Regions from separate parts of the Homo sapiens genome. Here region 2 is linked to region 1. A link is a contact called in ENCODE Hi-C or POLR2A ChIA-PET data. All regions are on one chromosome and are shown on one strand. The core of a region is the stretch at or near the end of the contact, and the rest is flanking DNA. Distances in the headings are between cores, read along the strand shown.

Region 1 (4,555 bases), core at 542-3,041:
ACTACCAGATGTTAAGAAACAAATTATTGTTATGCACACATAATATTTATACATAAAGCTACAAATTTAAGAATTTTGTCATATAGATGCTGTTGCATATTTGTTTAGATTGATAAAAATTTTATTACACAAAACAAAGTATACAGAAATGAGCTGTTACATGGCAAAATTCATTGGTCAGTGTTTTGTTAACTGTTATTCACACATAATATTTATACATAAAGCTATAAATTTAAGTTTATCTTATAGATACTGTTACATACTTGTTTAGATTGATATGAATTCCATTACACAAAGTATACACAAATGAACTGTTAAATGGCAAAATTCACTAATCAGTGTTTTCTTATTGGCCTTTTATGTAGTCCTAATTTGATTACATTATTGTTCCTATTTATTTTACTTATCAGTATTGTTTCTATTTTTTATGTTTGTCAAACAGTTGGCAGTAAATCTGAAGTAAGATTTTTTTAGATAGATTGTTTTAGATAGACCTTTTTCTTTCTTTCCTTTCCTTCCCTTCCCTCCCCTCCCCTCTGCTTCCAAAGAGAACCACGGAAATTTCTTATCCTTTAGTGTCAAAAAAACAAGTACTCAAAATTTTTGTTAAATGCCACAGGTTACTTTCTTTCCTGAAAATTGACAAGGCAAGTTTTACTTACTTTTAATCAAAAGAGATGTTTTGGCCAGGCGCGGTGGCTCACACTTGTAATCCCAGCACTTTGGGAGGCCAAGGCGGGCGTATCGCTTGAGGCCAGGAGTTTGAGACAACTCCTGACCTGGCCAACATGGAGAAACCCCATCTCTACTGAAAATACAAAAATTAGCCGGGCATGGTGGTGCGCGCCTATAATCCCAGCTACTCGGATGTCTGAGGGGCGAGAATCGCTTGAACCTAGGAGCGGAGGTCGCAGTGAGCAGAGGTCGCACCACTGCACTCCAATCTGGGAGACAGAGTGAAACAACGTTTAAAAAAAAATAGAGAGGTGTTTCTAAGTGAGATCACTAAATCAGGGGTTTAGGTAAGTAGTAGTCTTCAGTGGTAAGGTTTTAAAATTAACATGTCTCAGCCAACTAGAAGGAACTTTTTTCTCTCAATTGAAATTTCTTGCTATGGTGGATTTTATATAATTTAAATCTTGTATTTTGTTCTTTTCAAATTTTAGAATGTTTTAAAATGTACCCCTGGTAATAGACATATGTCAGCAGATTATAAGTTTGATAAGCAATACTGACATACTAAGTGTATGTAGTTCCTGTATGTATTAGGCCTAAATCAATGAATTAGAAACATTCAATTTTTTAAAGTGCTATTTCACATTGTTTTATTTATACGTGTTATAAATTTGTTTTGCAAGAGTTTTTTCATACCCATTTCATACTAGTTTTTTTTTATGAAAAGTTAGCTGCTTATAAGGATTCATAAAATCTGTATATTAGTTGATTTCCTAGAAAAAATACAACCTGTCTTTAGCATGTTGTGTTTGGAGGACAGCTTGGCCTTCAGTTGTTTGCATAGACTTGTCATACATGTTTAACTAGTTTTCTTTTTAAAGAATGTTTAGCCTACTATATATATAAAGCTTTATATTTAATGCTCTCATTAGCCTATATATTAATATTAAAACACCCAAACATAAAGCCTTTTAGGCAGATATTGCAAGTTTTTAAAATCCTCAACTCTAGCTGAAAAGTGTTTTGCTAAGAAAAGCTCAGTAATGTGCTGTTTTATATTAACAGGAAACAGAACAGCAGTAGTGGTTTGAATACCCTGCAAACAGGAAGTTTGACACATGCATAGCTCTTAGCTTCTGTGTAAGAAGTTGTGAGCTCCTTCTGGAAACATTTGCAGTTACATTAAGTAAAGTGTAAATGCACATGAATGGCAGCTTATAGAGAACCACCTTGTAACCAGTATACAGGTACAACTACAGCTCTTCAGAAATTGGAAGGTTTTGCTAGCCGGTTATTTCATAGACACTCTAAAGGTACTGCACATGATCAGAAAACAGCTCTGGAAAATGACAGCCTTCATTTCTCTGAACATACTGCCTTATGGGACAGATCAAGTAAGTTTTGTTTTTTAAATGATACATTATAACTAGCAACTAAAATGGTAATTGGAGTTTTACAATCAAACATAAAGAACCCTCTTTTGTTTGTTGTTTTCTGATTTTCACAAGGACATTTTGCAAGATGAAGTTGAAAGAATTCCATAAAAACTTGATTATAAGTTGAGCTGAATCATTCAGCTTTCATCATTGTATGGTTTTATTTTTGACTAAGTTCAATATCAGTGACAAGATTTTCTATAAAATTCTTACATCATTTCTAATGTACTTTTTTTTGTTGTTCTTACATAAAAATGAAATACTTAAGTTTCAGAAACAACCATCTGTTTACTTCTTAAAATGTCTTGTATTTATAAGCTTTAAACTTTGAAAGGGGCAACAAGACTCTTGAATTTATAATTACATTTCTATTGTGTTTGCCATGGTTTTATTTTTAAATGCATGTGAGAAAGTTATTTCAGTTTTACAAACAGGAATTTCTAAAATAAAACATAATTATTCTATCTAAATTCTTACACTTATAACATTATGGATATCAAAAACTTTATAATTATATTTTATGTTATTTATACATATGACTCAAATGCAGGAAAAGTTGGTTATGCATGAATCACATTCTTTCAGGCATGTTAAAATGTTTGAACTTGCAGCTTTGCTAAAATGGTGCTGGGGAACCATTTTTGGTGCCATACACTCTAAAAGATAAATTGCACATATAAACAATACTAGTGCCGCCATTCTACATCTCACCTTGGACCCTCCTCAAGGTATTTCTGTGACTCCAATTAGAGGAACAATAGAATTACCCTTGAAACTTTTGCCCTCTTTGGTGTGTTTGTTTGATCATCAAATAGCACTAGCGTTTGACTCTTTCTGTTTATGTATTTGGTAGCAGTTAAGGAAGAAAACTCAGCTTAACAACCACAACAGCAAAATCAAGAATGGCTTACAAAATTTACTCCTAGGTTTATACAGCACCTTGACAGTGTTATAGAAGCTTATTTGAATTAATTTTTTACTAAATCAGAAATTTTTTTACATTCTTCAAACTATTTTTGGGAGATTGAGGAAGAACATGTATTTGTGCATTTTTTCCACTTAAAAGGTTTTGGGTTATTTATAGTCTTTACTGTATAGCAAGTTGATGGATGAGGAATATGAATATATATCTTCAAGTTAATGAACTGTTGAATATTAAAATAGTGGTATAATATTAAACTTTACCATGTAACAAAAGCTTGTTAATTATTGTCCTTGCCCTATTCTTTTAAATTGCAGTCTTTTAAATCCTTTTGGAAATTATTTTTATGCATTTCAAGTATGTTTTAATTTAAAGTTAAATGAGGAATTAAGACAGAATTGAATTAATTTCTGTTTCATTAATACCTGCTCTTCATATAGTGGGTGTTTAGTAAAAGTGTCTCAAATAAATGAATGTTAGGGGTTTTTAATAATTAAAAGTTATGTTTGAACTAGACTTTCACCACTTTTTAAATGTATGGGATCTGTGATGCTTTCTAAAACATATTTTAAAATCTAGTAATGGAAAATAGTATCATGAGCCATGATTTCTATTGGATAAAATGCTGTTTTGTTTTTTTTTTATTGTGAAGTCAAAACAAATAGGATTCTTGTACACAAATAAAATTAGGAGCAAACCATGTAGCGCTGCAAATAATATGCATGATGTAAGAAATACTTAAAGAGTAACTGAATGTTCATTAATTAAGCATTCCTCTACTTGACTCTCCTTTTTATATCCCTGAATACCATAATAGAGATAATAATTTTATGTCTAAGGATGAGTATGGTAGCATGAAGCTATAATTTCCTATTATGAAATGTATTATTGTAGAGGAGAAAACACTGATAGAGCTGAAATAGAGGAATCCGATCATTTCAAAATTCCAAGGTTTATTTTTGTGGTGAAAACACAATTTTTATTTATTTGGCGAATGAGTTATAGAAGGAGTTCTGACTGTACAAAGTTTCATATGAACCACATTCTTCAAAGCTACTTAAAGCAGTTTACTTGCATGACTCATTTGACAAGGGAATGTAATGTCTCCTGATGATAAACACTGAATATGTTTGTTCCTAAAGTGTTTTTATAATGAAATAAACTAAGCATAGAAACTACATCAATTTACAAAAAAAATTCATAAACCTTTGTATAAAGATCAGTTACCAATTTAGGAGACATGAAATGCAGCATGCTTCAATCCAAGTTTCTTTCGTGTCCAGTGACATTATGTATAGGAAGAAACACAGAACAAAGGCCACATAGTGGTCTCAGGTGTTTCATCTTTTACTATTAAACTAAGTAACAGAAATTCCTGTTTGATTAAATAAATATGTAACAGCTAATTGCATGCACATATAAATACATGAAGTTCAAAGAAAAGCATGGAGGAATTCTGCTTTTTGTTCCAACTCAGAATGAATGAGAGCATTGACATGCGTTAAGTTCTCTTTCTAGCAAA
Region 2 (4,736 bases), core at 1,126-3,625, 130 kb after region 1:
TACAATCAAATGTAATGGCTTCCTTCAAGCAAATTTTTTTCCCTGGTGAAATAATTAGTTTCCTGTGATCCAGACAGACCCAGAATTCCTGCCTAGGGAAAAAAAATATCAAAGGCATATCCTTGGAGCAAGAAAGAATGTTGGAGGTCATCCCCTGGGTGTGACTGAGTAGATTATTTCTAGAGTAAGTCTATTTCCTTGAGTGCAAAGTTTAAAAGAGACATAAAAATGTGCACAGAGTCCAGTAAAGAAATTCAAATATAGGTAAAGGGCTGGGTTCTAGACGGTGGCATCTGATCTTACGGAGGGTACAACCACTCTGCCCCTAAAAAAGCTGTGAGACCCTGGGAAAGCCACTTATTCTCAGTTCCTTCACCTGTATAATGAAGTGGTTGATTAAGATTCATTCAGTAATTCATTCCACAAAGTTATTGAACATCTACTACCTACCAGGTACAGTTCTAGATTTCGGGAGCACAACTTTAAACAAAACTCCCTGCCTGGTGGATTCTACAGGGGAAGTTAGACAATAAATAAAATAAATAAGAAAGATATACAGTATGTTACATGGTGACAATGTTATGGAGAACAGTAAAACAGGGAAAGGGGTAGTGGATATGAGAGTGGAGGTGGGTGAGGAATTCAGTTTTCAGTAGGCTCTCAGGAAGGTATCACTGAGAAGGTAAAGTTTGAATAAAGTCTAGGGAAGATGAAGAAACATCCAGATAACAGGGGAAGGTTTTCTAGGAGTGGAAATAGCAAGTGTGAAGGCCCTGAGGTAGGAGCATGTCTCGTGTGCTTGGATGCTCAAGGAATGGCAAGGAGGCCAATGTGGCAGCAACAGAAGTGAGCAGGAGATAAGATCAGGAGCGGTTTTAGGGAGGGATCAGTTACTATAGACCAGCTCTGTCCAATGGAAATATAATTCAAGCCACAAACATGAACCAGATATGTAACTTTTAATTTTCTAGTAGCCACAGTAAAAAAGTAAAAAGAAACAAGTAAAATTGATTTTAATAATATATTTTATTTATCCAATGTACCAAAAATATTATAATTTCCATGTATAATTACTATGAAAATTATTAATGAGATATTTTACATTCTTACTTATTTTACATTATTTCAAACTAAGTTTTCAAAGTCCGGTGTGTATTTTGCATCTCAATTCCAACTGGCCCCATCTCATGTGCTCTATAGCCACATGTGGCCTGTTGTGACTGCCTTGGACAGCATTACTGTAGAGCTTGATGGGCTTTTGTAAGGCCTTTCAAAGTTTTTTTGCCTTGGAGGAAACACAAAGCAATCAGAGGGTTTTGAGCAGAGTAGCAACATGATCTAACTTGTTTTCTTTTTTTTGAGATGGAGTCTCGCTCTGTCGCCCAGGCTGGAGTGCAGTGGCGCGATCTCGGCTCACTGCAAGCTCCGCCTCCCGGGTTCACGCCATTCTCCTGCCTCAGCCTCCTGAGTAGCTGGGACTACTCAGGAGTCCCAGCCACACGCCCGGCTAATTTTTTTGTATTTTTAGTAGAGACGGGGTTTCACCGTGTTAGCCAGGATGGTCTCGATCTCCTGACCTCGTGATCCGCCCGCCTCGGCCTCCCAAAGTGCTGGGATTACAGGCGTGAGCCACCGCGCCCGGCCCTAACTTGTATTTTAAAAGGACCGTGTTGGTTGCTGTGTTGAGATAGACTACAGGGACAAGGGAAGAAGCAGGGAGACAAGATGGGAGGCTCCAGTAGTCATGCAGGCAAGAAGTGGTAGTGGTCCCACCTTCATTGCAACAGTGGAGGTGGGACAAGTGGTGGAACTCAGAACACATTTCAAAGGTGGAGCCAACAGGGTCTCCTGACTGACTGAATAGATCATGAGAGGAAGTGGGGTGTTGAGAATGAAGCCAGTGGGAAAAAACATTATGAAGCGTTTCTCAGGTTTTAATCACTTGGTCACAACATTTAAATTTTCCAAGCCCATATATACTTCTCTGCAAAATGCAGAGGCAAGAACGTGCCAGGTCTGTTCCAGGAAGGACAAGGAAGCCAGCATAGTTGCAGAGGAGCAAGCAAGGAGCAAAGTGGTAGGAGACAGGGTCAGAAAGGTGATGGGAAGGTGTTTATAAAGGGATTATGTTGCTCTTTCTACAAATTCAGAGTATACAGGGGATAATGAGTAAAGTCACCCACAAACGAAGCCTGTGCCACTGGGCTGTGGTTAAGAACTCAGCCTCAGACTCTTCCGGGTCATGTAAAAGATAAACAAACCCAGATGTTAGTTAAAACAGTGAAAACTGATTTTGTTCAGTAGCTACCGACAACAAGGGAAAGGGCTGAGCTCCATTCAGATTTGCACAGAGGTGACTGGGTGTTTTTAAAGGAGAATGAGAGAGTAGGAGAGGCGTGAGCGGAGGCTCAGTGGAATCAGGGAAGTGAAAAATTACAAAAGGTTGGTCAATGCAAATACAGTTAAGCCAACTGTGAATGCTTGCTGGCAGTTATTGAAGTTAGGCTGCTATCCTCCCACAGAGACTGAGACAGAGGCCCTAACCTTCCTGAGGATTATATTTCAAAGGAATGGCTTTCAAGTCCTTGAGAAAGACACTCCTGAGTTGCAGGAGATGCATACACATCTGGAAGGGACAGAGGAAAGATTCACAATTGTCAGCCCTTTTTAGTAAATGCTGCAAGAAAGGGAGGTTAGGGACTGAACTCTTCCGGAGAGGAACTCAAAAAGTGTTTGAGTCTTCCCAGAGACAAGGCTCAGGCTGCTAAAAGCCATGCTAAAGTATGGCTAAGTCTCTCAAGAGAGGGTGAATAACGTGTTTGTGCCCAGAGTTTTTGCAGTTCTCAGCCAAAATGATCCATTTCTATGGGGGTTTTTTCTTCTTTTTATTTCAAAAATTCAGTTTAACTAATATATATTGAAAACATAGACAATTTGTAAAACAGAGTCTTTTGATTTGCTCCAAAATGAGAAAGTTGTACAGAGGTAAATCTGCTGTGAAAGTAATAAAGCTTAAGCTTTAGAATCCTCATTTTTACAGACCTCTTCTGAGGGCCTTTGTACTTAATTTTATATTCATACATTGATTTTTTTTTCCTTAAAGAGGCTATGTCCAAGTTAGATAAGCCTTAAGACCAACACAACCCCCTACTTAGGAAAAGCTTTCCACCTTAGACCTAGCCTAGGAATAAAAACAACTGACGGGTAAAAGTAGGGGAGAGGCTGGGACACACCTGTCTGTTAAGCATTCCTGGCCAGGGCCTGTCATTTACATAGCAGGAAAAGCAGCCAACACCTACCCAGCTGCTGCTCTTTAGAAAGGTGAAGTTAAACAAAGAGGACTATCCAGAAGATTTATATGTTTGCCCTTCCCAACCTGGTTAGTTATAAAATCAGGTGTGCTGCTTTTTTTAAAAAAGTAGATTTTATTTTTTTAGAGCAGTTTTAGGTTTGCAACAAAACTGAGCAGAAGGTAGAGATTTCTCATATATTCCCAGTGCTGACACAGGCATTTTCAACATCCCCCAATTTTAACATCTTCACCACAGTGGTACATTTGTTACAATTGACGAAACTATATTGACACAGTATTATCACCCAAAGACTATAGTTTGCATTAGGGTTCACTTTGTGTTGTACATTCTCTGAGTCTGAACAAATTCATAATGACCTGTATCCACCATTATAGTATCATATAGAATAGTTTTACTGCTCTAAAAATCCTCTGTGCTCCACCTATTCATCTCCCTTTTCCTCTTAAGCCCTGGCAACCACTGATCATTTTACTGTCTCAGTAGTTCTACCTTTTTCGGGATCTCAGATACTTGGAACCCTACAGTATGTAGCCTTTTCAGACTGGCTTCTTTCGCTTAATAATATACATGTAAGTTTCCTCCATGTCTTTTCATGATGTGATAGCTCATTTCTTTTTAGTGCTGAATAATATTCCCTTGTCTGGATGTACCACAGTTTATTTATCCATTCACCTACCGAAGGACATCTCAGTTGCTTCCAAGTGTTAGCAATTTTGAATAAAGCTGCCATAAACATCCATATGCGTGTTTATGTGTAGACATAATACCAAAAGAGCATGATTGCTGGATTATATAGTAAGAGAATGTTTATTTTGTAAGAAACTACAAAACTATCTTCCAAAGTGGCTGTATAATTTGCATTCCCACCAGCAATGAATGAGAGTTGCTGTTGCTCCACATCCTTACCACCAATTGGTGTTGTCAGTGTTCCAGATTTGGACCAGTCTAATATGTATGTAGTGGTACTTCATTGTTGCTTTAATTTGCATTGCCCTGATGACATATGATATGGAACATCTCTTCATATGCTTATTTGCCATGTGCATATCTTCTTTAGTAAGGTGTCTGTTAAGATCTTTGGCCCATTTTTTTAATTGGGTTGTTTGTTTTCTTATTGCTGAGTTTTAAGAGGTTTTCTTTTGTTTTTTGTTTTTTGTTTTTTTTGTATTTTGGAAAACAGTCCATTATCAGAAGTGTCTTTTGCAAATATTTTCTCCCAGTCTTTGGATTATCTTCTCATTATCTTGACATTGTCTTTTGTAAAGCAGAAGTTTTTTAATTTTAGTGAAGTCTGGTTTATCAATTATTTCTTTCATGGATTATGTCTTTGGTGTTGTATCTAAAGAGTCATCACTATACCCATACTCATCTAGATTTTCTCCTGTCTCATTACATTCTAGGAGTGTTACAGTTTTACATTTT

What was found. Hi-C counts contacts between places; a loop is a spot of excess contacts on that map. ChIA-PET counts read pairs that join two places held with the same protein, here RNA polymerase II (POLR2A). Pooled maps may share reads with other maps.
Region 2: a loop to region 1 is called in a map of PC-3, with 10 times the contacts of the local background. The contact joins the enhancer-like site here to the promoter of PRKACB in region 1. A Hi-C loop is called at or near these places in 2 of 168 maps with a recorded cell type or tissue (PC-3 and mucosa of descending colon), 1 of 37 single-sample maps with no recorded cell type and 8 of 50 pooled maps. POLR2A ChIA-PET finds 5 or more read pairs at or near these places in 1 of 52 experiments (OCI-LY7).

Annotation. Positions count from the first base shown.
Region 1 is chr1:84,142,480-84,147,034 of GRCh38, forward strand. PRKACB (protein kinase cAMP-activated catalytic subunit beta) reads left to right here and starts at 1,792. Exons shown (of 10, transcript NM_182948.4): 1 at 1,792-2,069. The coding sequence starts at 1,883. RefSeq lists a silencer at 1,811-1,860.
Region 2 is chr1:84,269,341-84,274,076 of GRCh38, forward strand. No RefSeq gene overlaps it. Among named protein-coding and RNA genes, the nearest start is that of SAMD13, 30 kb to the right of the region's middle. RefSeq lists an enhancer at 2,227-2,316. Within about 2 kb of position 2,376, at least 12 of the 41 ENCODE cell types and tissues checked have a DNase peak (open chromatin) inside an H3K27ac peak, as active enhancers do; they include OCI-LY7 and PC-3, where a contact is called at or near this core.